Linked DNA regions of Homo sapiens: region 2 is linked to region 1. A link is a loop called in an ENCODE intact Hi-C map of the cell type or tissue named here. Cell type or tissue: heart left ventricle. All regions are shown on one strand. Links, peaks and the distances in the headings refer to the core of each region. The heading gives the core; the rest is flanking DNA. Region 1 overlaps LOC107984704 (a long non-coding RNA gene). Region 2 has its middle 33 kb from the start of LINC02311.

Evidence for each region. Peaks named below come from ENCODE experiments on the same cell type or tissue, not always from the same donor. Only the 100,000 strongest peaks of a DNase experiment are listed, where the experiment ranks them.
Region 2: it touches region 1 in a loop (3.0-fold over the local background); 6 of 110 quality-filtered maps call a loop at or near these places.

Annotation. Positions count from the first base shown.
Region 1 is chr14:81,970,474-81,979,237 of GRCh38, reverse strand. The region is part of intron 3 of LOC107984704 (a long non-coding RNA gene); the gene reads right to left. Among named protein-coding and RNA genes, the nearest start is that of LINC02311, 230 kb to the right of the region's middle. In heart left ventricle, for the core only: no CTCF peak of the experiment used is centred there; no DNase peak of the experiment used is centred there.
Region 2 is chr14:81,705,472-81,714,235 of GRCh38, reverse strand. No RefSeq gene overlaps it. Among named protein-coding and RNA genes, the nearest start is that of LINC02311, 33 kb to the left of the region's middle. In heart left ventricle, for the core only: a CTCF peak has its summit at 3,792 (motif pointing left); no DNase peak of the experiment used is centred there; H3K27me3 peaks cover 427 bases.

The DNA of each region.
Region 1 (8,764 bases), core at 284-8,283:
TTGATTCTTATAATTTATACTAACAACATTAGAATACATTCAAAGAAGAAAAAAGCAATTTTTACTGTGGTATCAAAATTATGGTATTCTTAAATACAAAGGAATTGGGATGATTTTTGTTCAATTAATCAGAAAATTTGTTTAAAGAAGAGAATAATAAAAATTTAGGCAAACATACATTAAACTTTTTTTTAACCTTAAACACATAAAGAATAACTCAGCAATTTTTTTTTTTTTTTTTTGAGATGGAGTCTTGCTCTGTCACCAGGCTGGAGTGCAGTGGTGGGATGGATGTTGGCTCACTGCAACCTCCACCTCTTGAGTTCATGCAATTCTCCTGCCTCAGCCTCCCAAGTAGCAGGGACTAAAGGCATGCTGGTCTCAAACTCCTGACCTCAAATGATCTGGCTACCTCAGCCTCCCAAAGTGCTGGGATTACACATGTGAACAACGGTGCCCAGCCTAAGCAATCTTTTGTTGAAGGTCAAGCTCTCTTCTTTGAAAGCATATCCAATAAATGAAATTTTAGCCTACTTTTCTTGCGTAACACCATATGTGTTGTATCATCCAAGACTCTCAGTTCTCATTTCTTTAAAGAAAAGAGGGAATTTAGGCAGTTACAAAGCAATCTCAATGCAAGATCCTTCTAGATATTTATTTTTCTCCAGTCTTTTAAAAACTCTCACCAACATCTAATTTGATTTCATATTGTTGACAATTTATCTTTATTAAGTGTTTAAAAAGCATTCAACTTAGTTTTACAGAGACAAGTTTGTTCTCTAACATATGATTGATTGGCTTATGTAACATTAGGTAAATTACACAATTAGAATAATGGGCACAACTGATAGACAAGTTTAGAAACAAAGACAACTGACTCTTAGTAAATATAAAACGCAACTGGAGGGTTTAACTTTTATGAAAGTTCAGCATACTGGGGCCATCAATCATATGCCTATATCTGTTAGCTATTACCATAATCATGCAATAAACACATAACCATAGTGTCTCATAACAACAAATATTTACATTTCTGACTCACAGGTTTCTGGATACTTTGGGGTTCAGCTGAGCTGGTTTCAGACTGCAGGTTAGAATAGGCATGCTTTCTGTATCTCACTCTAGATCCCAGAATGAAAGGGTAGTGGCTACCTGGGACCTGTTATTTTCATGATGACAGTAGGACAAGAGAGCCAAGCTAAACCATAAAAATACATGTCAAGTCTCCTCTTACGTCAGATCTACTAGCATTCCATCAGCCAAAGTAAAGTCATATGGCCAAGTCCAAAGTCACAGAGAAGGAAAGCACACTCAATCTGTCATTGGGCCATGTCAAGAGAGTGGCTCCAGAATTCTCTAACAGGTGAAGAATTGGGGCCAATATCTCTATCTACTCCAATGTTTTACAGAGTGAAAAAGCAGAGTGTTTAATCCAGGGAATCTGTTAAGTGGAAGTCAAGAGACATTTGATTAGACTTAGGGTCAAATGAAGTAATGAATACAATGAACTCTACTTTTATTTCTTGGTTATTCCATTCACTAATCCATATAATCAACAAAAGTATATCCTGTGCATTTTATGCACCTAATATTCTGGAGATATGAAAAAATTAAGTAAAAAGTTTCCTTTGCTCTTGACTGCCTAATGGATTATCTATGCTGAGAGATAAAGAAGAATGATTCAGACTAAACAGTAAAACAGAAAAAAAATGTGATTCTTTGACTTTGAATGCCTTTAGGAAGACAATACATTTAATTTCATAATATGCTTCTGCATGAACTAATGATAAAATCAGCTAACATGCTTTGATTATTGTTAGCAGCAAATTATTACATACTGTCTTTTACCTCCATCCCTTCAGATTGTCACACTAGGTATATTAAGTGTGTGTGAGAGAAGAAGGACAACATACTCCCTGAGACTAGGAAATCCTGAAGTGCTCTTCAGACGAAGATACCTGGACAACACCAAATCAATAAACAGGTGCATTTAACAAAAGAGAGAGGTTTTGATAATGGGAAACAGAACAATTACTATCCTGAAGATATTTATATTTCTCTTGCAGGCAAATGTTAAGTACACTTACAGAGGTTACATACGGTAGAGGAAAGAATACTGTATCATCAAGGATTCTCCCATTTCAATTCCTTAAAGTGGAATAAGAACTTAAACCCTCAGGAAAGAGACTGTGAAATTCTAATGTTTACTCTATCATTAGTGATGTCACCTTTGCCAAAGCATCTAACATTTGTAAGTGTTGTCTTCCCTACAAACTGTCCCTACTTGCTCTTCCCCTCCCAAGGCTGGGATAGATGGAACCCTTTGATTCCTTTACATCTTAATCCTATCTCTATTACCTGAACTATTAAATTGCTTTATAATTACTGTGCATATATTTGCCTCTTGCACCACCAAGTTTCTCGAGATCAGAGCCAATGTCTTATGCCTGTTTGTAAAATAAATCTATGAAAGAAAATAAGACTTATTGATGATTGGTTTAAAATACTCAAAACTCTACTATAGCCACCTGTGAAATTGTGTGAAAATCTTTTTAAGTTCATTTTGACTGAAGAAATCCCAATATTTTTTTGAGAACAACTCTCAATCTCTGCCCCATAAAGTATAATAATTTCTATTATAGGCCCCAAGCCCCAATTCAATAGAGCACATTACTACTTTATTTTTCAACATTACATTTAAGCTCTGGCCTGGTTATGTGACTTTGAAAATAAAATTCAGGCCTTCAATCTGTCATCTTTTGCTTGTAGACAATGAAAATGCACAAAGATGAAAATCTTGATGCTTCATGGACTCACCATAATGCTGTGCTAATACAACAGCCTGTGGAGCAGGCCTTTGGTGTGACCCAGAGAAAATGCTTGAATATTAACTTTAGAAGAGAATTGAGGTGTCATTTGATCTAAGATTGTTTATTTTATAATTAAGAAAATTGAGTTCCTAAGAGATGAAGTGATTTGCATAAGGGTACCATAAGTCTTATAAACAACAGGCCTGGGACTTACAACAAGTCTAATGTGTATTTTTTTTAATGAGAAGGGTGGAGAATTACTCAATATCTTGCTTCTTTGCATGCCACACATATCACTTTATTGTATTTACCACCATGAAAACTCTTCACAAACATTCATCACTCCAGAATTCTCTACCTTAATTTATGAAGAGCTGCGCAATGATGGACAAGCCATTTAACCCCTCTGATTTTGATTCTAATAAGGAACATGGCCTAGATGACTTTAAGATCCCTTCTGCATACACTCTGGGCAACAGAGGGATTAGAGTGGGGTTTGGTAATACTTGTTAAAGAAAAGAGATTGAAATATATATAGAGAGAGAATGTGAATATATATCATCCATATATATATATATAGATGACTCCGAGAGCTTAGACATTGATGGAGAGACTTTTTTTTTCCCTATATCAGTAGGTTTTCATTGTGATGTCAGTCTTAAGAATACAACAAACATTCTTATTGTACTCAAACACAATTGGGATCTGTCACTGAAGCATTGCAAAGGGGCTACCAAAATCTGAAAGCTTTTGTAAATAGGGCAAGATTATTTAAATTACACCAAGGAATTGAGCATCAAAGAAAAAGAGAAAAGAAAAACAAATTATATACATGTACATATACATATATACGCATATATGTGTGTGTATATACACACACACTAATCTTGGGTAAAATATTAGCCACAGATAAATTAAAAAGCTACAAAACAATACTTTAAGCCATCTAAATGTTTCTGAAGGCATTCATATCTTTTGTGTTCCTAAGTCATTTTCAAAACTCTCATATTGATCTTGATTTATTTTCATTATAATATTCATTTGGGGAGAATTTGTAGTGAAGTAGGCAAAATTATATAACTAGTATGAGTGTAATGTGGTGGGTTTGTTCTGGTAATAGAATAAACATTTTATAAATGAGTACTTTTGATCTAGCATTAGGAATTCATTCCAAAAAAAAAAGATTCATGTAAAATATTGTGCAAAACCAAAAATACTTCTTAATACCCAAAACTAGTGGCAATACTTTAGTGTCAGAGTCACAACTACCACCAGCCTCCTGAGATCCTGATAGTGGGCTTTCCCTTATACAACGCTACAGCCTACCATCTAGACGCAAACAAATATTAGAAGTGAAAGGGCCTTTTGTCATTATCTTCTCCTAACTCCTCATCTGATAAATAGGAAACTGATGGCAAACTAGTGGTGGTGAAGTGAATCACTCCCATCTAGAACTATTTATAGTCACCGTAGGTTTTCCTTACATAACAAACACAGGAGTGATGGTTCTTCCTTGTCTAGCCCAATACTAATCAGATTTCACCCTTTTTCTATCACAGCTTTATTACTCCACAAAATAGCTAGTTTCTACTGGCAACATTTCTCTTACTAGGCCAGTTCCCAGGAGGAAAATTAACATCACCCACGTGTTCCAAAACTTAACCTACTTTTTTGGTTGCTGATGGATCTGAAGACAGGATCACATTGCACTGGCTCACTCAGACTGTTTTCCACAGGCCCTGTAATGCCTAGTAAATCTGGGTTCAATCTGTGGTTCGTTAAAAAATGCCTGGACTTCTCATAAAACAAAATGGAAAGAATTTCTTACCTGTCTTCTCTTCTGTCTTCTCTTGGTACCAGACTAAGCATACTTTTTCAGTAGATGACATGAAATGACTACCTCATGAAGATCCATTTCACACTTCAACTCCTAAGCAATCATATTTTCTAGGACATGTTCCCATAGACAATTAAAGTAAATATTTTGTATGGCACCCAAAGTCTTTTGCAAAGCCCAGTAATCATTTCAGGTAATGGGAAAATAATGGCAGAAGCTCCGGAACTAAGCCACTAAAAGCCATCTTTTGAGACTAACATGTGCAAATGAGTTGGCTAGGTTCTACTAATTTTAACACACAGTAATTTACATGATTATTTAAATCTTTTTAACTGCATCAGTATTTAAACTGCATTTGTATGTCTGAAAGACCAGAAGCCCTGTTAAAAATCTCTTGGAAACCCACTGGTAATTTATTAAGAAGTAATGACTTTAGTGACCTTAAGAATTCACAACACATAATTTTGAGAATACACCCGAGGTTCACCAGAAGCCTGGAACAACCTGCAATTGGCTATGCTCACTTTGGAAGGCATAAAGAACCTGTCTTCCCCTGAAGCAACTGATTCTACTTCCTTAAAGAGATCAATGACCTAGCTCACTCATCTATCTGAGGGCTCCCTCCCTAAATCTGATCTTCTTCCATCTGCTTTGAAAGTGGGTTAAGCCCTCTGGGTCATGTAAAGTCTGCAGCATAACCTGAAAACAACTTGATATAAGCCCAGCACCAAAAAGTCCTCATGACTACCCTGTTTGGTTCCCCCAAAGCACTACTGTCCATATGGAGAGGTATTTTATAACCCTTCATGGCTTTTTACTTCTTTCCAGTATTAAAGTATATAAGCAACTAAAAGGGATGATTTCTCAGCTGCAATAGCTCATTTGAAATTCACTCCATAATTAACAACTTTGAAAGCAAAGAGGTAAATTTTGTCACATGTATTATTAAAGCAGAGTGAAGTCCCCCAGGACCAAATTAGATGCTTGATTAAAAATGTCCGTGGTAAAAGAAACAAGTAGATAGGGATTTGTGCTCTCAGCAATCCCAAATTAGCACACTGATTGAAGCACCTGTTCAAGCCATGTGGAAAGACACAGATCTTGGGACTGCCCTGGTGAATGAGGACTCAAGTTTCCCAACTTGAATGCAGGTCAGCTAGAATGCAAATGGGGTCATCTGAAACTAGAGGAGATAAGCGAATGAGAGGAGGGACCCAATGGGCAGGTAATCATGGTGTAATGAAAAAAGTAATGAGTGGAAATTCGTAAACCTGGATTCATTCATTCTTTAACAATTCCATTTTATTTCCAAGTACTGTGCTACATGATAGGTTGTAGGCTTCTGTTTTGTTCCCTGCCACTCCTGATCTTGGCCATGACTCCTGCTGCCTCTACACCTCCATTTCCACTTGTGTAAATTAACAGGGTGGAAAGAAATGATTATTAAAGGAACGCACACAATTTTAGGAAAAGAATGCAAGTTAAAACTTTAATTTTTTAATTTTATTTGGAGATACAGTATATTTTCCTTTAACTACATTCAACTGGATTTTGTCAAGACTTTTTAAACTCTAATCCCCTGACAAGCTTCTAAAATTGTTCACAATTGTCTCCAAGTAGTGCTACACAGTCATGGGTAGAAAGTCAAACTTCACCAAGGCAGACAGGACTGCCACTTTGGCAGGGGAATAATCCTACAACTCCGATGCCTCAGAAAGATGAGGACGACAAAACACCTTCTTAACTTGTTGGTAATTATGGCAGGCAAGAGAGAATTTAATGAGCTTGGCAAAATAGCTCAGTGGCACTCTGCCTAGTCTCAGCTCTGTGCATCCCATATCCAGGGAGAGTCCTTTGTTGAAACAGACCTGATTCTCTTGAGTTACTTTTGCCCTTTCTGTTTTTCTCCTAAAGCAATATGTTTGGTTGACAGAAAAATTCTTCCCTACAAAGGCACCTACCAAGCTTACACATAATACAAATTCAATTAAATTTTTTAAAGCTATAAGAAAACACGCTAACGTAGTAATCCCACAGACTGTACCTTAATGATCATGCCGACCGTGGCCAAGTTAAAACTGTTGTGGGAATCATAATTTGGAATTTCCTGCTCCATTTAAAGTCTCCAGGGTCAAATTGCCATAAAGATCTTTCTTATATTGAAATTCCATCTTTCCAGAAAGTAAAGAACAACCTACCTTTATATCCAAAGGAAATCAAATCCAAGAGAAGAATTAGAAAGTGACCTTGGATATGTCATTTCACCCTTCCGAAGCTCATCAATGAAATGAAGGTTGTTGGATCTCTTAGTCCCTTGCCAGCACTAACATCATGTGATTCTGCTGTACAGGTGCTACCCAGTAATTGAGGGTTATATAAATCACACAGGAGTAAGAAAGAACACTAGACCACTAAGAAAGGCAGTTAGAAGCATACAGCTCAGATCCCCTTCAAAACGTCAGCCAACAGGCTTTTTTTCCTTGGCTTACTGCCTTTTTAGCTGTCAACACCTTATACTGCCTCTTCCACAGGATTTTTTAAATGAATAAAATAAAAATGCTTTAAAATGATCTAAACTCTAAAGGATGACTTCAGGCTAAGAAGGTTAAAAACTGCTGGTGAATAAAAGGTTAAGATGACCATTCATTGAAGAATGTGGTTTCCGTGGTTATTTTGTATTATACACTGAAGACATTTTTCCTAAAGTTCTTATCTCAAGATATGGCACATTCCAGGCTCTATCCTCACATGACAACCTATATTTTACAGAATCCTTAATTAGTGAGTGAAGCCCTATGACATATTGTAAGGTTTTGATGACACAGAATGTACAAGTAAAAGCCTTTCTCAGTGACAAGGGAGAAGGTCTACTTATGAGTTGCATTTGAATTAGCATATTTTTTCTCATTCTTGAAAACAACTTTTGTCCATGTGATTAAAATCTAGCTACCACATTAAAGAAGAAGAAAAAGAAGGAAGGAATGAGAATGAAGAAGAGGAAGAGGAGGTGAAGGGAATGAAAGGGAAGGGAAGGATGTAGAACATAAGAGTTGGTATAAGGCTGTGGGAATGAAGAGAAGTGAGGAATACAGGGACCCAGTTTTGCACTAATTAGTTTTGTGCTTGATCTTAAATAAATCAGTAGATTTCTCTGATCCTAGATCCTTCATCTATAGAATGATTTGGCTGAATTATTAATGATTATTAATGGTGTTTACCATTTCTTCCAACTCAAACATGCCATGACTAAAAGTAACTAGAAAATAGTTATGATTGAACACCCATGTGGGAATGTGGAATAATTTAAAGTCCTGATTTGTAATCTTTTGAAGATCAAGAAAAGTTTTGGTGGGTTTGTGTGTATGTCTGAGGGAGCAGTAGGGGTGACTGGTTGCTTGCTTGTTTTTAATCTGTCAGCTCAGGGGGACACTTTTTACCCTTAGCATCTCTCCTAAATTTCTGAATTCACAATATGTCAGAAGATTATCAAAGTTGTCTTATTCCTTCCTCTAGGGACCCATAAACAATTATTCAAATGTTTTCAACTTGCAGTCAACTAAAGCAGCTCTGAAAGAGTTGAAGGAGTTAGGTTAGAGTTTCTGTCAGCGATCTTAGATGGAGGGTGTTAGGAGTCATTGAAATGTAGATGGCAGGGAGAAAACTGTTACAAAGCACTCAGAGAGTCTAAAATGAAAAGAATTATATTAGTGCCAATGAGTATTATTTCATAAAAATTCCCTTTGTGACTGATGAGAAGGAGCTTAAATCTTCAAATAAAGCATTTAATTCACACCTGACAGCGATTTTCAGAGTATGGAACAAGCAATGTTAGTAATTCCATTCTTAGCCCAAGGAAAAACTGTGCTGCAGAATAGAGTGGCAATAAAATAAATGTCTGTGGTTCTTGAAAAAGAAAAACTCCGAACAGAAAGGCCCTCTAGCAAAAGGAGTAAGCCCTGTGCCAGCCTGAATTCCTCTAACTTTCAACTCGCAGGTTAAGGGGCTTGCAATGCTCATGTTATTTCTGCACTGGTTTGACTTAAACACTAGCACCCGCACACAGCTGACCCTTGGCATTTGTGGATTCGACCTTTGTGTTGTTGATCATTCCAAGCAA
Region 2 (8,764 bases), core at 267-8,266, 260 kb after region 1:
ACCCTGAATATCTGCCTGACCCCAGACAACTCACTTAACCTCTCTGGCACTGAGAATCACATTTCATGAAGGGAGGGATCCTGTCTGCCTTGTTTATGCTTTGTCCCCAGTGCCCAGCGTAGTTCTGGGAGCATGACTGACACTCAAGCTATGTCATAGTAAGGTCTTGGAATTGGAGTCAGACGGTCTGGATTTGAACTCTGGCTGACATTTACCATGGGAACTGAGGTGAGTTACTTAAACATTTTCTGCTTAGCTTCTTCAGCTGTAAAGTGGTTATACAAATGGTGACTATTTCATTGGGGTTGTTATGAAGATTGAAATGAAATAATTCATGTAAGTATTTCCAACAGTATCTGGCACATAGCATGTACCCAATAAATGTTAACTGTTATTATAATTATTATTTTTGTTGAATAAATGAATGAATCTCTCAGACCTTTAGTTTTCTCTCCTGTAGAAATGGACTAAAATAATCTACCCCCATATATTTGTTCTGAGGATTAAATGAGATAATGTAAGTAAAATGCTCATTTCAATGCCTGGCACAAACGTGGTCAGAGGAAATGGGGTTCTTGTTCAAAGCTGCCATATCCCTTCCTAGAGCCTGAGGTGAATACCTGGGTCTCTCTGTAGCACAGTAGCTGGGAAGATCTTAGCCCCAAGCCAGGAAGTCCTTAGGTTCTGGATCAGAGCCCCACCCCTTCACCGTATTTACCAGCCATCCAAACCCCACCCAGCCATTAGAATTTCCCTTTCTCCCTCTCTGCTCACTTAGGGACTGCTAACTGTCAATAATTTATTTTCCCAATGGGAAAAGAAAAAGTCTCAGGGAGCACATCTTTCTCCTTTGTTCAGGTCTCTCCATTGCTCTCTGCAGCTTCCACTTTTTATAAATGCTTCAATCAAGCTGCCTTCTATAACGCATTCTCCATTTGCTCTCTGCTTACAGCTGAAGCATTTTTGTGACACAGCTTCTATGAAGAACATTATGCAAACTCATGTTGCATTCTACTCTATTCTAAATCTCTAACCTGAGGACATTCCTCTAGAAGTTTAGACACCCCAAAGTCAATGAAGATCACAGCAATCAAAACTCCCATCATCTATTTTCCATTGCAGAGGATGCACACCCCACACAGTGCTTCCATTATAGACAAGTATAGGTTTAAGGCATTGGTGAATGCCAGAGAGAAAGAGCAAAGATTAGACAGAAGGTGTCTGCTTCAAATCACTGGCCCCAAAAGTAGCAGGGCATCAGGAGCATCCACTCAGCTTTTAAGAAGGGAAACTCCTGGCCAGGCACAGTGGCTCATGCCTGTAATCCCAGAACTTTGGGAGGCCAAGGCGGGCAGATCACCTGAGATCAGGAGTTCAAGACCAGCCTGGCCAACATGGTGAAACCCCATCTCCACTAAAAATACAAAAACTAGCCAGGCGTGGTGGTGTGCACCTGTAATCCCAGCTACCCAGGAGGCTGAGACAGGAGAATCGCTTGAACCCAGGAGGCAGAGGTTGCGGTGAGCCAAGATCATGCCACTGCGCTCCAGCATGAGCAACAGAGCAAGACTCCATCTCAAAAAAAAAAAAAAAAAAAAAAGAAGGGAAACTCCTTACTCTTCCCTTGTGGATTATATTATAATGACACCACCAGGACATACAGACTTACAGGGACAAAGTATCCCACAGGGACAATGGGCCAAAACCTGTGGAGTTTCGGTTCTATATTGATAAATCAGTGACACAAAAGCATCCCTACTTCAGGGTCTGTCTGGTAGGAAAGGACACAATGAGAACCAAGCAGTAGGTCTGAAAGACCTTTCCTTCTTTTTTATTGAGTAGCTACTTCGATTTTCCCAAACATATTGTGTCCGGAGTTAGTTCCTTCTGGTGGTTTCGTGGTCTCGCTGACTTCAAGAATGGAGCCATGGACTTTCACGGTGAGTGTTACAGCCCTTAAAGATGGCACAGACCCAAAATTGAACAACATCAAGATTTATTGTGAAGAGCAAAAGAACAAAGCTTCTGCTGCTGGCTGGGGTGGCCAGCATTTATTCCCTTATTTGTCTCCGCCCACGTCCTGCTGATTGGTCCATTTTACAGAGCACTGATTGGTGCATTTTTACAGAGCACTGATTGGCGCATTTTACAAACCTCTAGCTAGCCACAGAGTGCTGATTGGTGCATTTTACAATCCTAGCTACAGAGTGCTGATTGGTGCATTTTACAATCCTCTTGTAAGACCAAAAAGTTCTCCAAGTCTCCACCCAACCCAGAAGTCCAGCTGGCTTCACCTCTCAATATGACTTTGAAGAATTTGGAGGATGACAAGCAGAGATTTATTTAAGTCTAATGATGAGATGAATCATTTTTTTAAAAAGATAAAACCAAAAATGACAAAGAAAGACAGACTTGTAAATGAGCATTGCCTATATACACACACGGGGTGCGGACTGGGCAAACTAGGAGCAATCAACCCTCTACTTTATCTTTCAGTGTCTAAAACTGAAAGAGAGAGAAAGACAAAAGCCTTCAAGATGAAGCCACCCCAGTCAGGCACTTAGGGTAGCTTTTTTTTTTTTAATAGAAATGTGAAATGTGGTTCAAAGAAAGCAATCACTGTAGGTCGTAAACTCTCCCTCTTGCTTAAGTTCTTTTGAGTTGAGGTTCTTTCATTGACTACTAAATGATGTGTTGCCCAAAGGCCTTAACCTACCTGTGGTGCCTCAGCCTTTGTAGTTTAACTGTTTCATTCCCACTTGTGTGTGTGCTATAGCACCTCTCAATAAACTTGGAAAAAGTTCTGCTTCTAGGTACCCTGAGGTTACCTTTACGAGTTCATGACACAGATCTTGGACTGGACTTTTACTCAAGAGGAGGAAAAAGTTCCTGGTTTGGACTCAAGACTCCAAAATCAAAGTGAGGAATGAAAACAGAAACTAAAGATAACTTTTTCTATTTCCAATTCCCTTAAGCCCAGACACCTGATACCCGGATATGGTTCAGACTTCATCCCACTCACAGACTGCAAAGTAAATGTGGGAGAAGTGTGGTTCTTATCCTTAGGGTGGCTTGTTGCCCTCTTATATGCATTGCTTCTTTCCTTCCATTATGCAAATCCATTGGCCAGTATAAGCATTGTACACTCCTACAACCCCCAGCCCCTGCAGTAGGCCACCAAATGTTATTTCAGGTGGACTGAAGGTCACACAGGAACTCCTACATGTCATAAATGACATGGAAGGAACAGACTCTGAAACTACAAATGTCTGGTATTCAGTAAACTAGGCAATCTGGCCTCAAAAAGTTCACAGATGTTGTTACCCTAAGACAACATTTTTCTTCCACTTTTTTAGGCATAGCAGATCTTTTTTTTAACCCTACACATTCATGCCTTCTTCTACTTTGTTCTTTTATCTAGACGGTGAAATATAATTGGCAAATTTAAATCCATGCAAAAGGATTAATGCCTTGTGGAAAGAAGTGCAGGTGAATAGAAATGCTGGAGGTGGATCCCAAGATCTAAAGTCAAGGACTGGATCAGGGAAGTCACTGGACAACTTTGAGCTTAATTAATCTCATCAAGAAATATATATAAAGATTAACTTCTCCATCTTCCATGTGTTGTGAGAATCATTGAGAAACAGCAATACATTGTATTAGAATAAAGACAGTGTATAAAAACCAAGAAGATATGCCTCACTCACTATCATCACCATCCTCACCATCACGATATGATCATCACCATTTTTACTCCATTAGTGCCTTAAATGTTTTCCATGTTGTACTGCTGCCACCTAATGGCAGAGCTGAATGAATGTGAAGCTTCCTTCAAGTCACATACTCTGGTTTTGCCTTTTCTTAAATCTGTATTCACCTGGACTGAAGTCAGAAAATGTACAGGCTGGAAAAAAATAAACAGAAATGACTGCACTTGTTATACTTGGCAAGTAGAATTCTGCCCCAACCTTGAATAAATGGGGCAGAAATGAGCCCCAGGTCTAGATTAAGGGAACGCCCACCAGGTGGTCTTATCCATTTTTCATTAGTCCAAATGTGTTTTGTATGTAACAAACCATGCTCCTATTAACTTCCAGACATAAAATGAAAACATTTAGAGCAAGCTGTGGACTGATTATCAGAATTGGAGGGAGTGTGGCATTTTGAAACTCTTGAGACAGAAGACTGGGTCTACTGGTGTAAGGAGCTGTAGCGGCAACTGGTTGCAGGAATTGTACATATGGCCTTGCAGAACATCTTTCCAAGGCGTCTCAGACTGTGTGGTCACTCTCAAAAGGACAACAGTTTTACTCCCAGAATTTATGAAGAGACAAAGGCTCTGACTCCTCTTTGGTTTCCTTCTTAAAACATTCTACTTAGACATTCCACAGGGCAATAAAAACTAATAACTAGCCGTTTGCACTTTTCATTTCCATGGTAACTTTCCTACGTAGGTATTCCAAAGTTCTTATAAAAATAGGGAATGCCGATTGACCTACATCCAGGAAATGAGGCGATAGTTTTATTTCAGGTCCTTAAGCAGAAACCTACCCATTTTCATATGAGTATCTGTCTGCAGAAAGTCAATGGGGCTCTAAGTGCAAGGACATTGTCCCACACACTTGGACAGAAATAAAGCAGCTGGAGAAGACTGCTGAATTCAGGCTTCTCTCCAACAGTGAAGAAAGCCCAACCTGGCATGGTGAAAGAACCCCTCTATCACAATATAACTTGGGATTCACGAAGATGGCAGAAGATTTTGGAGAATGACTGGATTTACTATCTTACAGAACAAGAACTAAATATATTTTAATGTACATGAAACTGCAAACAAATTTTCAATATGATAGAGAGTCTGAGTGAAAAATGAAAATCCATACTTAAAGTAGAGGAGGACAGAAATAGAAATTGTTACATTGAAAGAATCAATCTGAACTCATCATTTTAAACAGGAAATATATTTTCCATCCCTGTCAATGATCCAAAACCAGCAGCTTCACCTTTTCCCAACACTCACGTCTAATTCTGGTCTGTGCAACCAATTGGTCAGCAGCCCAGACTCTTCATCTTAGCTAGTCTGGGAGACTATTATTTTTCAGTTGAGAGTGCTAAGATTATCACAAGCCTAGGATGAAAATAGAATACTGTATGTGGTAAATTTACTGTAATTCTAGAAAGATAACTCTGAGAAGAAACCAAAATTAAGGTGTAAGAATAAGAATGGAAATAAGAATTACAATGAAAATAGAAATAAGAATAAAAATAACATGAGAATAAAGACGTGGAACATGACATTTCAATTCATGTTATTTGCATTATGGTAGTAAGTTTTATTGTAAGTGTGTTAATGTATTAATCACTGAAGTATTTTGTATGTCTTCTGTCTGCATCCTAGCATGTTTAAAGCATTTTGAAAAATTTCTGGAGATGTGTGCTTTTAATTAAATCATCAGAAGGGTTTTATGGGACAAATTTAACTTTGCAGCCAATGTCTAAGAATTTGGGAAAATTCATTGAATCAATATGTTTTTATTTATCATAATCTACCAATATGTGAATATTTAAAAGAATGTTTATTATTTATTGCTTAAAAATAATTGGTTGATAAATTCAAAATATCAAGAATTTAGACATTAGGCAACCATCGAAAGTTAATAAAAAGGCTTTACAGATAAAAGCCATTTGGGTATTAACAATTTTTTTATAGCTATATAATAGCTCTAGTATGCAGAAGGTTGTGTAAATGTTCAGCAACTCTTCTCAGTGGGATGGTAGGAACCTTACTTAGCCCATGTATCTGAGCAAGTAGTCCTGGGTTTCTACTTACCGTACGTGGGGAAATGTTTCCTTCTATTTCCAGGCCTTTGTTATTTTTGTAAAATGCCCATAGTTTTGTCTGTCTTTAACTTTGGGCTTGTGTTTCACTTTCTCTATCCTAATCAAAGTGTCAATGCTCTATGCTGATTTCATAGGCAGTATATGGCAACCTTGTTCCTACTGACTCTTTGGTGTGAATTGGCGTTTGTGTTAGCAAGACTCCTTGATTGCTTGTCAGAAGTCCCTACACAAATTACCTCAGACAAATACAAATTATGGGCTCATATGTCCTGCACAGACAAAGGTGTGGCTGGGATGACCAGACCAGACACTCAAAGCGCTGCCAGATCTCTTGTCTGTGCTTCTTTCTGAATACTAGCTTTGATTTTCTTTTACTGTAAACAGATTTCCTCCACACTGTGGTAAATATGGCTGCCTGGATCAATGGGCTCACATTCTAACAGTTACCTGACTCAAAGACAAAAGTGTTTCTCTCTCCAAGCTTGAGTTTAAGAAAATTCCATGGCAGAAAAGAACAAAGATGCAGGCATCACACTCCCTGACTTCAAACTATACTACAAGGCTACAGTAACCAAAACAGCATGGTACTGGTAACAAAACAGAGATATAGACCAATGGAACAGAATAGAGCCCTCAGAAATAATACCACACATCTACAACCATCTGATCTTTGACAAACCTGACAAAAACAAACAATGGGGAAAGGATTCCCTATTTAATAGATAGTGCTGGGAAAACTGGCTAGCCACATGTAGAAACCTGAAACTGGAACCCTTCCTTACACCTTATACAAAAATTAATTTGAGATGGATCAAAGACTTAAATGTTAGACCTAAAACCATAAAAACCCTAAAAGAAAACCTAGGCAATACCATTCAGGACATAGGCATGGGCAAGGACTTCATGACTAAAACACCAAAAGCAATGGCAACAAAAGCCAAAATTGACAAATGGGATCTAATTAAACTAAAGAGCTTCTGCACAGTAAAAGAAACTACCATCAGAGTGAACAGGCAACCTACAGAATGGGAAAAAATTTTTACCATCTACCCATCTGACAAAGAGCTAATATCCAGAATCTACAAAGAACTTAAACAAATTTACAAGAAAAAAAATCAAACAACCCCATCAAAAAGTGGGCAAAGGATATGAACAGACATTTCTCAAAAGAAGATATTTATGCAGCCAACAGACACATGAAAAAATGCTCATCATCACTGGCCATTAGAGAAATGCAAATCAAAACCACAATGAGATACCATCTCACACCAGTTAGAATGGTGATCATTAAAAAGTCAGGAAACAACAGGTGCTGGAGAGGATATAGAGAAATAGGAATACTTCTACATTGTCGGTGGGACTGTAAACTAGTTCAACCATTGTGGAAGACAGTGTGGCAATTCCTTAAGGATCTAGAACCAGAAATACCATTTGACCGAGCCATCCCATTACTGGGCATATACCCAAAAGATTATAAATCATGCTGCTATAAAGACACCTGCACACGTATGTTTACTGTGGCACTATTCACAATAGCAAAGACTTGGAACTAACCCAAATGTCCATCAATGAGAGACTGGATTAAGAAAATGTGGCACAAATACACCATGAAATACTACGCAGCCATAAAAAAGGATGAGTTCATGTCCTTTGAAGGGACATGGATGAAGCTAGAAACCATCATCCTGAGCAAACTATCGCAAGGACAGAAAACCAAACACTGCATGTTCCCCACTCATAGGTGGGAATTAATCAATGAGAACACTTGGACACAGGGTGGGGAACATCACACACTGGGGCCTGTCGTGGGGTGGGGGGAGGATGGAGGGATAGCATTAGGAGATATACCTAATGTAAATGACGAGTTAACGAGTACAACACGCCAACATGGCACATGTATACATATGTAACAAACCTGCACGTTGTGCACATGTACCCTAGAACTTAAAGTATAATAAAAGAAAGAAAAAAGAAAGAAAGAAAGAAAGAAAGAAAGAAAGAAAGAAAGAAAGAAAGAAAGAAAGAAAGAAAATCCCACGGCAGGACTACAGTTGACCACATAAAGCCAGCCAGACTATGATCAGCTTATGGCAGTGCCAAGGCCTAAAGATGAATTACAATGAATTAGATTAAGTTCTAGCCATATCTATCTATTTGCCCCATGTCATAATAAAACCTATACTTGGACTTAAATGTAATCATGCGAAGATAAAACTTAAGTTGCATTAAGTCTTCAGGCTCTTTTTTGGATTGAGACAGAGAGACAATTAACAAAAAGCATAAATATATTTGAATGCATGTTAAAATTGTGAGTGAGTGGGGAGAAGCTCCAGAAGCACCAATGAAGTAACCATAAAGACGTAGTTGAGCACTTACTGGAAGCTAAGTGGATGCCTTGCAGATATTTTTGCATAAAAGAGATGCAAACCTTGGTAGAACTAAAAAACTTTGTCCTCTTTATAGGAAAATGGTGTGACTGATCTTCTCAGTATATTGGAAGCTTTGATGTGTGCTTCTTACCTTTTAACTGTTTTTCCTACCAGTAGAATAGATTCCTACTGGGCCTTCTGTATCTTTTGTAGTCTCTGCTTTTGATCAAGGTCATGCACATTTTTAAATGTGTGGCTAGGACTCCTTGATGCCTTGACATTATAAGCCCAACTCAAACGCTAGGGGAGAAATATCAGCTGTTAAAGTTGCATTTGCTTCAAGAAGTCCATGCCTAGCGCTCATAAAGCTAAAAAGCTAAATACTCAGCCTCAAAGTCCCAAATTCCTACCTACCTTCCTCCTATAAACATCCTCATATTCCCCTTGGTAAGCCATAAAAAACGTGCCAATAAAAGATGGATTTCCATGAAAACTTATTTTGGGCCACCTTTTGGTTCCTAGATCAGATCCCTGTAGGCAATGTGATTTGAGTCCAA